Linked DNA regions of Mus musculus: region 1 is linked to region 2. A link is a loop called in an ENCODE intact Hi-C map of the cell type or tissue named here. Cell type or tissue: gastrocnemius. All regions are shown on one strand. Links, peaks and the distances in the headings refer to the core of each region. The heading gives the core; the rest is flanking DNA.

Region 1 (8,345 bases), core at 248-8,247, 640 kb after region 2:
AAGAAGAGAGTTTAAACACTCCTGAAAAGGGGACAGAAAATAATTATAATTTCTAGCCCATGACAGCTTGCTCTATTTTTACCCAGAGGTTGAAATGTCCTTTGATTCTGAAGGGTTTTGTTTGCTTTTTAATGCAGGGATAACCTCCGAGGTTGAGCAGTCCCATGCTCTGCATAACTGAGCTGCACCTAAAGGATTGGCCACTTCCAAGCCATGGGGCTTCACCTCCAGATGCAAGGCCTCCTTCCTAATTCAGTTCCCCCCCCCCCAAAAAAAAAAAAAAAGCCAAAATTAAAGACCATGCCACCAATGAATATGCTTCCTTACCCTGTCCCATGTTTTATTTGTTTTACAATATACTGCTTTTCCGCAGTATCTGGGGTACTTTTATGCACAATATAAACTGCTTTAATCTATCTCTCTACACTGAAGTATAAAGTCTATGCAGCACCGATTATTCCCTAAAAGCAAAATAAATCCCAGCACCGTTGATACTTTGTTGCCCAGCACCATTGATACTTTGTTGCCCAGCACCGTTGATACTTTGTTGCCTGTGCTCTGACCGACCCTACCTGCCCTTGGGGGTTGGAAGTAGGTTGACACAGCGTCAACCACACAGACTCAGGGAGCAGGTGCTGCAACAAGCTCATCTGAGCACTGCTGCAAGCTCCTTTAGTACACTCCACTCATGCCCCCATTGGTCCCAAGAAAGCATCTCTCCTAAACAGCAGTTCCTGATCGGCATTGTCTGCACTAGCAATCCCTGGTCTCTTGGGCAGTCCTCAATTAGGTCCTCCTGTAGGAGATGCTTTTGTGGCTGTGGAGACCCCTAGCTTTTACATAGAGACACCCCCACAGTTCCTGCTATAATACTTTAAAACTTGTTTGGAGAGGCTGCCCTGTGTTACAGGATGCTTAGCATCATTCTAGGTAAAGCCCTCCACCTCAGGGGATTTGGGGCAGATCCATAAAGTGGCTATGCTGCTCGGATTTATCAACTTGACACAAATCTAAACTTATCTCGGAAGGGAGACTTTTAATTGAAAAAAAAAATGCCTCCATAAGGTCAGCCTTTTCTTGATGGTTTCTGATGGTTAACTGTGGGTGGTGTCACAGACCATTGGGGGTGGTGTCACTCCTAGGCTGGTGGTCCTGGTTGCTGGGAGAAAGACTGAGCAAACCAGATGGAGTGAGTCAATAAGCAAGCTTTCTCTATGCCTGCTGTGCCAGCTCCAAATTCCAGGTGCCTGCCAGTGAGTTCCTGATCTGCCTGCCTTAGATGATAACACCAAGCTGCGGGATGAAACGAATCCTCTCCTTCCCTCCTTGCCTTCAGTCTTGATGTTTTATTGCAGCAATAGAACCCCTAGCTAAGACAGCGGCTTGTTTATTAAAACTTTATTATAAGGAATTTGCAAATAAAAAAAATTACAAAATTAACCAGGTCCAAAGTCTGTCACCTCAGTGAGCCTCTATAGAGTTGCCACAACAGTGGAACTTCACACTGGATTTTGCAGTCCCGTTATTGGCTATATTTCTATGCCCAGCTCACCATGATGTTCTAAAGGCTGCAAAAGAGCATGCTTTCCTGCCATAAACCACACAACTGCACTCTGATGCCCCTGGAAATATAAATGAATCTGGCTTCCGGATTTTTATGCTTGCTCTTCCCTCTGGTGGAACACTCTTCTCTATAGGTATTCATATAGTGGTCATCTTCTTTCTTTCCTGTGATTTTTTTTAATTAGAAATCAATTCTTCTCTCATAAAACACGTCCCAACCACCCTCCCTCCATTCCCCCTAGCTCCCCCCCCTACCTCCTCTCTCCCCCCAGAATCACCGCCTCTCTGTTTCCTCTTCAGAAAAGAGATGACAGCTCATCATGACAAAGCAAGGTACAATAAGACAAGGCCAAGGCCTTCTAATCGAAGCTAGATTATATAACTCAATAGGAAGAAAAGAGTCCCATGAGCAGGCAAAAGAGTCAGAGATACACTGGCTCCCACCATTAGGAGTCTCACAAGAACACCAAGCCAACAGCCATAACACACAGGCCCTGTGCTTGCCATTCCGGCCTCTGTAAGCCCATGTGAGCCCTGATTAGTTGATTCAGTGTGCCATGTTTTCCTAGTATCTCTACCCCCAACCCCTCTGACTTCCATTTTTCCTTCCCTTCTGGCCTTCTGCAGGATCTTCCCTGATCTCCAAGGGTCGACCTCAATTTTAGACACACTCTCCGCATAATGTCTGACTGTGGGCCTCTGCAACCACTCCCATCTGCTGCTGGAGGAAGCCTCTCTGAAGTTTCCCTTCTCAGTTCAGAGTTGGTTCATGAAAACGATTGCAGCTTAAATGTCAACCTAGTCATAGAGGGCTTCCCTGACCATGAGAGCAGCCATGCTCTCTGCTTAGTATCTGTCTGACATGTTACGTGAAGAACATCTTCCACCCAACATCATCCTGTCCATTGACTGTTATTGCTGCATCACTCAGTAGTATGAGCCATGATTGGACCAGGGGTTTGCCTTCTTCTTCAATGCAAAAATCTTAGCATTTAGACTAGAGTCTAGCATCAAATAATTGCTAGAGATATCTGTCGAGTAGGTGAATGAGTCTGTGAATGGAAGCCACTGTCGGGAGGGAGACAGTCACCGAGCTTAGAGAAGCAGATGCCAGAGTATAACTCAGGTCCTTTGATGCCTTCATTTTCTCTTACTTCAGCGTAGACACACAAACCTAACTTGGTATTCATTTGCCCATCCATTCAGGATTTATCAGCCGGTGCTCGCAAGCTCTTACAGTGTTTCAGGAATTACTATAAATCGACCAGGGATGGTATCGCATCTCTAGGAATATTTTGTTCATTAACACTGATCTTTATCCTCAGCACCATGAGAGGTGAGGAGGGGCCATAGGTGGGATGTCAAGATGTTAGAAGAAGTCTGTCTCACCGAGATCTCATGAGAATAACTAAAAATAAGAGTTGCTAACATGTGGAGAAGTTACAAGAAAAGCCTCAAGTCTGTCATCCGAACAACTGTGCCCAGTCCTGCTCACAGGGAAGCAAAATACTCAATATTCACAGAGAAGCCTGGAAGACACACGGCAACAAGGCCCCTCTATGTCACAAAATGAAATTCTTACACTTAGGAAGGTGGGTGATATATCCAGGACTCATCCAAACAGTGACATTTACAAGATCCAGAGCTCAGTGTCTTACAAAGCCCAACATCAGCATCTGCCATGTTTAAGGTTTCTAAATAAAAACTTAGTAGGTGTGTGATTTCCCTTTACAGCCAAATGATGGGGAAATGAAAGTCTGGAACAAGACAGCTGGAAGCTCATGGCGTCTGGAAGTTCATGGCATCTCCTTAGAGTGCCTTTGGTTCGCCTCCCTGACTAATCTTGCATTTTTAGCTCACCACATAATATCCTTGGAGGCTTCATGTCGAATACAGAAAACTCTGTGGGCAAATGTGTTGTCATACTTAAAGGTATCTAAAACACACATACGGTGCCAACTACAGGAGGGTGTAGGTCAACTATCAATTGCAGTTGAAATTTCCCCTACACTGCATCATTGCATACATAATGCACAGCCACAGTTACCACCTGAATCAAAGCAGGCTGACAGAGCTTCCGAGAAAACTCTACCACATCAGCCACAGCATCTTCCCCTGGATTTGGCTTTCTGTCTGATTTTATAGCAAGGATTAAAAGGCCTGCATTGGTTTAACCAAAGACTCAAATGTTGAGATGATGGATTATACAGTGTATCCTTAGCTAATACACTTCTAGCAGCAGAATGGCCTCCAAGGGAAGAAGAGCCTTGTGGATCTTCTATCCCCTGACTCTAGAGCTCTCTGGCCCCTCTCCACATCTGGGAGTTCCTCCAAAAGCTCTGCCCTTACAGGGCTCCATCTGGTCCTTGTCTGCCTACCTTCCCCTCTGGCTTCCTGCATGCATCATAAAGAAAACCCTGGTTTCAGCTTCTGCAGCCTGCTTTCCTCATAGAACCAGACCTTTTGCTCTGACACGGCTTTCCATTGTCAGCTCTGTGTGTGGCTGACAGATTATAAGTAATGAAGAATCATATCTAAAACTGAAGTGTTGGCAAATTTGGGATTAGGGACTTACTAGAGATGCTTTTTTTGTTTTCAATAGTAGTGAAGACCTCCGTCAGATCACTGACTTAAGGGAGGGACCGACCACACATGTCTACCGCCTGGCTTCCTATGCAAAGCCAGCTTAGAGTTGAACTGATTGACACCCCCCCCCCAAAATGTCTTAGAGTTCAATGACAGCTAACTGCTTCTGGAAATTTTAAGATATAATTTCTTTTTCTCACAGAACTCTCCAGATGTGGATCTATAATATATTCCCTTGAGATTTTTCCAGACAAATATCCTACCTATTATCACAAAATAAATATGCAAGAGGTAAAGAAAAAAAATAAAAACACTGAGCCTTGTAAAAACACCTGCAAAAGAGAATTGCTGATTCTTGGCCGCTAATGTCTTTGAAACAGAAACAAATAATAATAATAAAACCAACACCTCCCAAATTGAAGGCTACCTTTCATCAGCACTGACGATCATGAATTCTAAATCTTTTACGCACTAGTGATATATAATTATTTGTAAATATTTTATTTGAATATAATTACATATAATCATTAGCTTAAAACCAAAACAGGAATGATAGATGGGGCCTCTTCCGCAGAAGAAAGCAGAGTAATTTACATTCACAGTCATTAAGCGGAAAAAGACAGCCTGAGTGTCGACAATCTGAACTCTGAAGGGCTGTGGAACACACCTAGGGAGGGCTCAGGGAAAAACAGATAGGGTGCACAATGCTGCCATCTTCAGATCACTGAGGGTAATACACCACTCTCAAGACATACCAGCCTGATAGATAGCAATCAAAGTTTGAAAGAACCAAGTCTGCAAAATGGATGGAACATGAGAATATCATCCTGAGTGAGGGGACTCAGTCACAAAGGAACAAACACGGTATGTACACACTGATAAGCAGATGTTAGCCCAAAAGTTCGGAATACCCAAGGTTCAATTCACAGACCCTATGAAGAAGGAAGAAGGATGATCAAAATGTGGATGCTTCAGTGCTTTTCAGAAGGGGGAACAAAATACTCACAGGAGGAAATATAGAGACAAAGTGTGGAGCAGAAACTGAAGGAAAAGCCATCCAGAGACTGCCCCACCTGGGGATCCATCCCATATACAGCCATCAAACCCGTACGCTATTGTGGATGCTGGGAAGTGCTTGCTGATAGAAGCCTGATATGGCTGTCTCCTGAGAGGCTCTGCCAGAGCCTGACAAATACAGAAGAGGAAGCTCACAGCCAACCATCGGACTGAGCTCGGGGGTCCCCGATGGAGGAGATGGAGAAGGGACTGAAGGAGCTGAGGGGGTTTGCAGCCCCATGTGGGGAGCAACAGAGTCAACAGGCCAGGCACCCCGAAGCTTACTGGGGACTGGACCACCAACCAAAGAATACACATGGAGAGACTCATGGCACTGGCCACAGATGTGGCAGAGGATGGTCTTGTTGGACATCAATGGGAGGAGAGGTCCTCGGGCCTGAGGGTGTTCAATGCCCCAGTATAGGGGAATGCAAGATGGGAGGATGGGAGTGGGTGGGTGGGTGGGGGAGTACCCTCATAGAGGCAGGGAGAGAGGGGATGGAATAGGGGGTTTCTGAAGAGGGGACCTGGAAAGGGGAAAACACTTGAAATGTAAATAAAGAAAATATCCAGGAAAAAAAAAAAAGGAAGAGTCAAGTCCACCAATGTGAAATCATGCCAACATAATACAGAATGGTTTCATGTGATGATAGGAAAAGGTCTCTCTGTGGGGCCCAAGTGAGGGTGCTCCAATCCCACTTGGGAAGGAGAAGAAAACAATCACAGGAGTCAGAGGGAGAGACCTGGGTGGGAGAGGGGAGGTGAAAGGGAAAGGGAAAACATGATCAGGTATGGGGCGAGGGGTACAGAGAGACAGGACAGAAGCCCTGAGGGCCAGCAGAATGGAAATATGCAACCTCGAGGGGGGGGGGGCCTCTAAAATGCACCAGAGACCTGGGAGATGAGAAACTCTCAGGACTCAAATGGAGAGATCTTAGATGAAATGCCCAATAGTGAGGAGAGAGACCCCCAGTAGAAAGTCAGGGCATCAAGTGGAGGGATGGGGTTGCCACCCCACAGTCAAAAACTCTGCCCCAGAATTGTTCTTGTCTAAAAGAACTACAGGGACAAAAATGGAGAAGAGACTGAGGGAAAGACGGTCCAGTGACCTACCCAAATCAGGATCCATCTCATGGGAAGGCTCCAAGGCCTGACACTATTACTGATGCTATGGTGTGCTTACAGACAGAAGCCTAGCATGTCTGCCCTCTGAGAGGCCCAACAATCAGCTCGCTGAGACAGACACAGATGCTTAACACCCAACCATTAGACTGAAGTTGGGGTCCCCAGGGGTTGAATTAGGGAAAGGCTGGAAGAAGCTGAAGAGGAGGGCAACCCCATAGGAAGACCAGGAGTCTCAACCAAACTGAACCCCTGAAATCTCTCTCGGATACTGAGCCACCAACCAGACAGCATACACCAGCCGATATGAGGCCCCAGACACATATACAGCAGAGGATGCCTGGTCTGACCTCAGTGGGAAAAGATGCACCCAACCCTGGAGAGACTCGAGGCCCCAGGGAGTGGGGAGGCCTTGGGGGAGCGGGGAGCATTCTCTTTGAGACATGGGTACTGTTACCTTTCAAAAAAACAAAAAAACAAAAAACAAAAAAAAAAGAAAAAAGAAAAACAACTACAAAAAAAAACCCTTTCTTTCATAGTAGTAGAGTATATTTTTGCTTAATAATCATACACATTCTCTCACATCTAGAATTCTATTATCCACTTACCCAGGCAAGAGGAAGTTCACGACAGAAAGCTGGAACGAGCCTGACTGAAACTGTGATCTAAGTTCCGTGCGCTAAGTTCTGTGTCCCTTGCTTATAGGAGACTCCTTCACTCACTTATTCCAGTCCTCGGTGTCTTACCTTCTACACAGCTCTAAGCAAGCTTAGTTACAGGGCTCCTAAACCCGTCCAACATAAGAGAACAAGAAGAACACACAAGAAGAAGAGCCAGAAATGCCAAAAGCACAGAAGCACGGTATTCAGCAATTGAATAGCAAGGTGCTTCCAAACGCAGGGTTATCACTAGACAGTAGAACTTACCTCAAGCTTCAAAGCATTGACTGGCAGCCTAGCCAGGCTTAACAAAGCATTCTTACACAAGTTTGTTTTCCTACCTGCCACTGAAGCAGACTTTATTGAAGTTATTGACTGCATGGTTTGTGTCAGAAAACTGGGACCCGAAATTCTGGAACTATTAAATCATGAAACGAACTTGAGTTTCCAACCTCAGATCCAGCAGCGCCTTTTCTTATTAGTGATGGAGCTTCCACGTGCAGAGTTATTGTGACCTACCATGATGGCGAGACAGAGCCTAGTGTTGTGGATGGCTCTGTGCTGCTTGCATTTTATGTTAATTCTGCTCTCCCGGGAGAGGTTGTCTGGAATGAGGAATGAGTCACATGATATGGTGGCTTCCTGTAAATTAATCCCCTAATGAATAAAGGAGCCAGTCGCTGGGTGAGTAGGCGGGACTTCTGGGTTGGACAGAGGAAGAGAGGAAGCAGAAGAGAGTTAGAGAGAAAGGTACGGTGGCAAAGTGTGGGTTTGCCAGATGTGCACCACAAAGGTCATGGGGGATTTGATGCACAGGGCTGGCATGGTAATGACCTGCAGTAAGAACTTAGTGAGCTGGGTGGAGAGATTGTGCAATTCTGAGTCAGTCTCCACGAGATAAAAATAGGTCAGCCATTGCCTGCCAATGCATGGCCAGTCAGGCTGCCAGGGCAGAGAGTTAGAGGCATAACCATGGGAATGGGCCAGTTCTGTTTTTTAATATTTCTTGCAACAGCCTAGTGCTGAAATAGTTCCACAAGCATAAGGGGCTATTATCCCTAACTCCTTGAGAGCCATTATAAGCCCATCCTCTGCAATCCACTGTGGATTCTGTCTCCACCACCACCACCATTTTTTTTCTTTATGATCTAACAGATCAAGGCTTGGTGCCTAAAGAAGATGGGTGCTCCAGGATGGGACAGGAAGAACATCCAACAAGTATCTGCCCCTTGGTTGTCCCTGTCGTAGCCAAAGGATAAGGCTCAGAAAGAAGGACTGCTTCTGAAAGATGGTCCAATACCAGCAATCTGTCATCTGATCAGTATAGAGACACACAAAGGGGCTCACTACCCCTTTCAG
Region 2 (8,345 bases), core at 283-8,282:
CCACACACACACATCTATAACAAATTTAAACAAAAGGGATCAACAGTGTCAACAGGCCAGACCCCCACTCATTGGAACTCCCAGAGACTGGACCACCAACCAAAGAATACACATGGAGAGACCCATGGCTCCGGCAGAGGATGGCCTTGTTGGACATCAGTGAGAGGAAAGGTCTCTGGGGCCTGAGGGTGTTCGATGCCCCAGTGTAGGGGAATGCCAGGATGGGAAGAAGGGAATGGGTGGGTGGGTGGAGGAGCACCCTCATAGAGGCAGGGGGAGGGGGATGGGATAGGGGGTTCCAAAGGGGAGACCTGGAAAGGGGAAAACATTTGAAGTATAAATAAAGAAAAAAATATATATATAACCCCCAAAACCCAACAACAAAAACCCAAACAAACAAACAAAAAAACCTTTTGGCACCAACTATTTAATGTTTTCCTATATATTTTCAATAGAAATTGCTAAAAATAATTACAAGTTTGAGAACTTGAAAAAGTCTCAAAATATTGTTGTATGTTATTCTTTAACTGCTAATACACTTAAGTCTGAGAGGCAGGGCTCAGAAGTAGGTATTTAAAGACATCTAGCATTCTGCAACAGAGGAAGAAAAGTGAGGCTAGCCTGGTAGAAGTCCCACATAACAAACAATAAGGCAAGGGAAGTAATTAATACACACAGAAACAGAGCAATTACAGATTGAAGCCTTATGACAGATATTGCCACCACACAGCAAAGCCTGAATTTTCTGTTTCTTCCTTAGAGAGACCACAGTCCCTAGTATTCCTGATAGTTAGGCATAGCCATGTGACAAAGATCTAATAACATAGTATAAATGTGAATCACTGCCAGGGTTAGTGTGACTTTATATTTAATATTTCCCTGAAGCCCTGGAGAATTGCTTGGCAAATCTACTCACCTATCCCAGACCTATTGTGCTAGGAAAAATAACTACTATTTTATTCAACCCACAAACATGCCAAGATCTTTTTTTAAGCAGTTAACCTTCTCTAATGCAGTTTTCAAAAAGAATAAGAAGCAGATTACACTCAAATTACCCTCCTTCTGCCACACTACCACCATACGTAAGTAATTACCTACTACATAATTCAATATACTTGCTGTTAAGTCGGCTAGATCAAAATATGGAGCTACCCTTAATTGGCCAGGAAGATGATCAGCTTCGTTTACAAAATGACAGATAGTAGAAGATAATGTTGCTTACCTAGCTTAGATGTGTTTGTGTAATTGGCTGGTAATGATTCGGTGATTACTACTACTGATAATAAAATCAATATAGGGAAAAGTGTGGATTCCAGTGAACGGCGCACCACATCAGACTGAAGAAATCAGCACAGTAGAGAGCATGTAAGTGTCCTGATGTTGAAATACTTTCCTTAAATTCACATCACCAGTGGTGAGTGTTGCTAGCTATGTGGGAGAAGAGCAGGTCTTAAGAATGTCCGCCATGCAATCGTATTTACTAACATTTGGGGAAATGTCTTATCTGATGCCTCCTCTCTCCACTAATGTGGTGGGGGTGGATGTAAGAAACCAGAGACAAGGCAATGAGGAACATTAAAGATATTGCGTGTGCACAGGCACCATACAGCTGGTTCTCCATCCTCTGGGGATCCCACACCCTCCCCTTGCCTTCCTCTGCTTCCCCTCCTCCCCTCCCAGTTCTCTGGAGCTTGCAATGAAATATATCTTGAGGCATACAAGACAGCATTTTTATAAGAAGGAGATTAAAGTCAGACTATATTGGCCAATTTTCAAATGCTCTGGTCCTAACTAGTTATTTTCAGCTAAGATCCAGAGGTGCTGTTGCAAACCTACTCTAAATCCCTGTAAAGGTGAACTCTTGGGTCTTCAGTGATGGTTAGCTTCATACAAATAACTTATTTCTAATACTTTTTTAAAAAAGATAATCGATTCTTCCATGCTTCAAATGTACGGATTGGAAAGCAATATCCTCAGAATATTCACACACACACACACACACACACACACACACACACTCACTCATTCACTCTCTCACATGCCCATTTACTGCTTAATTGAGGAGTCATTTAAAGCTAATAAGTAGCTTACTACGTAATTCATAATATATGAAAAAGACAAAAGGCACTGTTCATGTCTGTTAGGCACACATTTTAAAGTGTTGCTGAAATGCTCAATTGAAAAGATTTACTTTTTTGTTATTCTTTAATATTCATGATTAAATGACTTTTGTGTGTTCTCTGCAGAAAGATTTTTACAGCTCAGATAAAGGCCCCAATAGCACTTGGAGCAGAGAATAAAGGAGAGAAATCATGGTGTGTGTGTGTGGGGGGGGGGTACCTCATGCAGCCAACTGTACAGCTTTTGAGGAAAAAGATGCACAGCCCATTTTTTGCTGAACTATTGTCCTCAACGATGAAAAAAGAAGTTAACTTTTTGTAGCTCCATCTAATTCAGAATATGAGAGGTGGCACAGGAAATGGTTCTGCCAGCTCCTCCTCCTGTTCCTATTCTTCAAGAAAGCTGTTCTGAAGACTTAGGAACTGTTTTCTGGGCTTCTGTGGCACTTAGATCCAATGCCTAGTATAACTGTTATAAATAAGTAGTATAAGCCAGGCATGGTGGCACATGCCTTTAATCCCATCAAAGGCAGGCAGATCTCAGAGTTTGATGCCAGCTTGATCTTTATACTGAGTTCCAGGAAAACCTGGGCTACAAAAGGCACCCCTATCTTGAAAATAATAATAACAACAACAACAACAACAACAACAACAATAATAATAATAACTATTGAACATGTCAATGCTTTATCAAATAATTCTTTTAATTAAGTGGGGTCAGACCTTTAAAAAAGAAACCATGATAACATGGAAACTTTTCCAAAATGGACCACACACATGGTAACAAACCAAGTCTCAGCAGATACAAGAAAATTGAAATAAACCCCTGTTTCCTATCAGATACAGTGGATTAAAGCTAGATTTAAACAACAGTAACAACAGAAAGCCTACAAATTCATAGAAATTGAAGAACTCTCTAGTCATTGACAACTGAGTCAAGAAAGAAATAAAGACAGAAATCAAAGGCATCCTAGAATTCATTGAAAGTGACTGCACAACATACCCAAACTTACGGAACAAAATTAAAGTGATTCTAAGAGGAAAGATCAGAGTACTAGGTGCCTTCATAAAGAAAGTATACAAATAGCGTATTAGTGACTTAACTGGACATCTGCACCCTCTAGAACAAAAAGAAGCAAACACATCCAAAAGGAGTAGATGATAAAAAAATCAAACTGAGGGTTAAAAATCAATAAAATAACAACAAAAGAGAACAATGCAAAGAATCAATGAAACAAAGACTTAGTCCTTTGAGAAAGTCAACAAGATAGACAAACCCTGATCCAAAGTAACTAAAAAGCAGAGAGAGTATATCCAAATTAACAAAATCAGAAGTGAAAAGGGGGACAAAACCATAGACATCAAGGAAATACAGTCATACTTCAAAAACCCACATTCTGCAAAATTGAAATATCTAAAAGAAACGAACCACTTACCAAAGTTAAATCAAGATCAGATAGACAATTTTACTACACCAATAATCACCAAGGAAATTGAAGTCATTAAGAATCGAAACAAACAAACAAACAAACAGAAAACCAGGCCACTTTTGTGTTTGGATGAAATGTTCTGCAGATATCCGTTTGAGACAAATCATCGGTTTTTAATTTTGGAGTCTTGGCAGGACTGCCTTGAAATTCACAACTACAAATAGCTTAAAAGGCTATGTGAGGAAGTTTGAAGAGTCCAAAACTGGATACTTATGATAGTGTTAGATTTCTTTTATATATATGACTTTCTAAAATCCATTAAACTTTACTTAAAAGAGTAAATAAAAAAAGAAACAAAGAAAGCATGTTCCATACATCATTTTAGCCCATATCATAAAGCAAAAACTGGCACTAAATAGGCACTTGATAGATATTCCTCAAATTGTGTCAATAATATTGTATCACTTTGAAAGAAATCAAGAGCATTTGCCAAATCTTCTTAAATTTACACATTATCATGATTTCCTCAAAAGTAAATATTTTCAATGATGGTTAAAGGGCTTTAAGAAGACAGGGACATTGTACATAAATAGTACAAAAATACCTAATATAATATAACCTGTTATAGAAGTTCAAAGTAAATCAAGCTAGTGCTAGGGGTGGCGGGGGCCAGGAAAGGTTCAGCCCAAAATATTCCAACCAGCAGGTGGCACTATTTGGGAGGTTATGTTATCCTTGCATTGTGGGGTCTCAGAGAGTGCACTACAGGTGGGCTCTCAAATGTCCGACATGCATCTCATTGCAGTCTAAGTTTGCTGTCTTCTGTGCTGAGCTGTGGAAATAGGCAGTCACAAGTTTCTACCCCATCAGTTGAGATGCTGACGCTGATGCTCCTACTGCTGCCACCGCCATGTCTTCTTTATCATGATGAACAGAGGACCTCTGAAACTGTGAGTCAAAGGCCATTTTCCCTCTAAGTTGCTTATTGCAGGTATTTTTTTTCATAGAAACAAGAGCAAAAAGTACAGACACTCTATTTATCATTGAAGGTGTGGTAGAGACATAAGGATTCATGAAAGAAGAGGTTGTATAACTCAAGGTTCCTTTACATTGGCTAAAAACGTGACCTTTCACGTGCAATCATTAACAGTAGGAAATAAATTAATCTCCTCCCCTTTCATACTTATAAGCTTTGTGAGCTGATAATATTTATATTGAAGTAACTCTTAAACTGAAGGTTCATCAAATTGGAAAACTGGCTGGAAGACAATATTTTGGGTCAGCAGAAGTTAAATAGAGATTATAGAAAAGCCCATAAAAAGTGTCCATCAAAATTATCTGGACATATTGATATGCTCCTCAATGTTTTTCTTCAATAGTTTTTATCTACAAGTGCTTTATTGGCTTACTAGGAAAATAGATAGATACACATCTGTAATTAATATTGAAAGAGTTGAGCCTGTTATGCAGGTAGTCCACACCTGGCCTTTGCAATCATCTTTCGCTTGCCTCATGGCCAAAGTACACTGGCCGGGCCACAGAAGAGAGCCTGAGGTCTAGTGCATGCCTGGTAGTACTGTCCTGTAGAGCAGTGCAGACAGAGTGAAATCCATCCTCATTAAATTCTTGTCTACCTCTTCAGCAGCCTTCTGCTATGTCTCGATGGAATTTGGTATGATCTGAGATACTTAACACAGACACTCCGGCACTTCAGGCCCACCAGTCTGCACACCCTTAAATGGGCATCTACACCCAGTGCACGTGAGGAGTGAGATTGTTTCTCACGTATGATGAAAGTCACGGTTAGAGCTGGAGAATGACAAGGTGCTCTGATGTATGCTTTCAAAGCCTGACTCTGGTTACTGGGGAAGACAAACTCAAATGGGCCACATGATCTTTCCAGATAAGAAAGAAGCTAATTATGGTTTCCCAATTGATCTGCTCATGATATGCTGGCTTGGAAATTTTATATTTAGTAAGTGAAATGGATGGCAAGAAGCCACAACCACTGACTTTTTGACATTTTCCAAGCAAAAGATTTGCTTTTGATGGTATCAGAAGCAAAGGAGTCTCTCAGTATTCTTCATGCAAATGTGATAACTTAGAGGAGACCAATAATAAATCCTTTAATTGATGAGAAAATATATTTTAAAATAAAATACACTCTGTATCCAGGAAACTTCATATTTCCATTTGGAATTAGTAGAATTAATAGGAAATTCAAGTGAAATATATATATTGATTGGACATAAGAATATTTTAAGATAATTTATGATTTCCACGGGAAACAGAATCCCTAAATCAGCTCTGTTTATTTCACTGTGACGTTTTCTAGTAAAGTAAAAAGTTACATTGGAATAAAATAAATAAATAAATAAATAAATAAATAAATAATAAAAGGAAGATTTTGCAGAGGCTTGGTTTGCCTCCACAAGGGTATTAAATCATCTTCCTAAAGGCCCATGAATAAGAAAGTCTTCTAATTTTCTATATGACTGCATTGAGAGAAATCTGTGAATAACAGGAAACTAGAAAAGAAAAATATTCCTCAAACCACATAACTTAAAAATAACCTGGCAAATCTTCGGTGTAAAGTTGGTTGAAAGTTATGCTTTTCATATAGATTTGATTATAATACACACGTGTGTTCAAATATTAAAACTTTATATGTTTTCGTCCCTCAGAACTTTTCAGAAGGGCCGGAGAATCTGTTCTAATACTGTTCTGCTGGAAAAATAGGTTTAATTCACCATTGTTCAGTATTTTGATTAAATGTATCCTTCAGATCCCGGAGATAAAGGCTACATGTATGTGATGCTTTGCATGTTCTAGACAGACAGATTATCTAAATTCATATTATCAAGGTAGATGCTAACATATAACCATTCCAACCACCTCTAAGTAAATTTCTAAGTGAATGTTTTCAATCTTTGTCAAACAGCAACTTGTCCTAAAGAGAAAGAAAAGTAACCAAACACAAACACACAAACACACACACACACACACACACATCAATCACCAATGACCCATATATATATATATATATATATATATATATATATATATATATATATATATACACACACTCTGTGTGTATCCATTTAGCTATTAGTTCTGTATATGCATTATATAATCAAAACCTCAAATTATTTGTACTATACCCAATGTACAGTTACTCTGAAATATTACCTAATCCTTCAGGGACATATTTTAAATGAAGATAATGTTAGTATTTAACCTAATGTTTTTTAGGAAGTCCATGATATTCTTAACACTATTTGAAGAAGGTTTAAGTCCTAGAGAGAGACCCAGAGATATCCCAGCTCACCTCAAAAATCTCAGAAGGAACCCTGAAAATAGTCTACCACCAGTTAGCTCCAGAGGCATCAGTATAGTTGTATTTGAACTTCAACCTCTAGGGTCCGCAAGGACAAAGGGGAAGAAGTGTGAGAGCATTTTGTCAACTGTAAAGAGATGCTCAAAAATGGTGGACAGCTTTCAGAAGGGAGACCCAGAACTAGACCTTGGCAGCCACATGTTCAACATCTGTATTCTGCCCTTGATTTGTTCCTTCCATCAAGCCACTAAACCCACGTACAGAACCCAACACATCCATTTTCCCTGTTCGGGATAAAGCACCAAATGATAGTGTAATCGCCAAGGGAAAATTATTACGCTATTCTGAATTATCTCCTTCATAAATCCTAGACGAGTTAAACTGGCTCTGTCACCAAAACGACAGGGTTGCCGTACAGCGGTGTGGATTCTACAAACAAACTCCTATAAATCCCTGAGCAGCACAACTCTCCAAAGTCATTTTGAATCATGTGCTTAAGTCAGGAGTGGGAAGCGGGGCTGACAGCATGTTGGGACCACAGAGGAAAAAAAAAATGAGAAGGTTGACTTGATTATCAGAAAGCAAAATAGTCCAAAGTATTCCATTACTTGTCTGATGCACAACCACATACCACATGGGAAATATTTCTGTTCTTTTTAGTCTTAAACATTTTGTTCTATTGCATGCATGAAAATACAGCACTTTTAAAAAATTTAATAACAATTAATGGGCTATCATCTTCACTTCTCTTAAACTAGATAGCTGTCATTAGCTATAGTGAAGCACATCAAAAAACGAGTTTCAAGCAATACAAAGTGATGGAAAAGGGACAGGGAAGAATCCACCTCCTGTGTGTGCTGTGCATTTTCTCCTTCTATAATCTTAGTAAAATATTCTGTACTTACAGAGAAATGAAACAGCTAATCTAACTCTTTATGACTTAAAGTGATATTTTCCCACCTCTCCGAATATTATGCTCCATTCCAAATTAGAGGTAAGAGCTAGCCAGAGTCATTACAGATGAAATGGGGAAAGTAAAAATACACTTTTATTGCCACCAAGATAGAAAAGGGACTTCAAATATATAATTCACAATATAGGAAAAGATATGTCAGGAAACAAAATGCATGTGCCTGCTTGTAATCACCTTTATACAAGCAGACATGGCAGTTATGTTTTGAGTAATTTATCCTTATTACAGTAGGAATCGATGACCTGAAGAAATAAAGGACCAAACTGAACACATTGATGGAGACACAAGTACTGTGAGGTAAATGGTAGCATCAAAATGACGGTAACAACTCAGGGAAGGATTTGTATGTTGAGTTTGAGATTGACCTGAAAAGCTAAGTTCATAGAATAAAAATCCACTGAAATTATCTGAAACCTGCTGCTAACTCTACACAATATCAGAATAGCATATCTTCATTTTGTATTCTCCAAAATATTTTGCTTGGA

Evidence for each region. Hi-C counts contacts between places; a loop is a spot of excess contacts. Peaks named below come from ENCODE experiments on the same cell type or tissue, not always from the same donor. Only the 100,000 strongest peaks of a DNase experiment are listed, where the experiment ranks them.
Region 1: it touches region 2 in a loop (6-fold over the local background); 2 of 42 quality-filtered maps call a loop at or near these places.

Annotation. Positions count from the first base shown.
Region 1 is chr10:115,092,494-115,100,838 of GRCm38, forward strand. All of the region lies in intron 8 of Tph2 (tryptophan hydroxylase 2), which reads right to left. Among named protein-coding and RNA genes, the nearest start is that of Tph2, 88 kb to the right of the region's middle. In gastrocnemius, for the core only: a CTCF peak has its summit at 4,864 (motif pointing left); DNase peaks (open chromatin) are centred at 3,897, 4,847, 5,402 and 7,918.
Region 2 is chr10:114,451,535-114,459,879 of GRCm38, forward strand. All of the region lies in intron 12 of Trhde (TRH-degrading enzyme), which reads right to left. Among named protein-coding and RNA genes, the nearest start is that of Gm40766, 310 kb to the right of the region's middle. In gastrocnemius, for the core only: a CTCF peak has its summit at 4,234 (motif pointing right); a DNase peak (open chromatin) is centred at 4,250.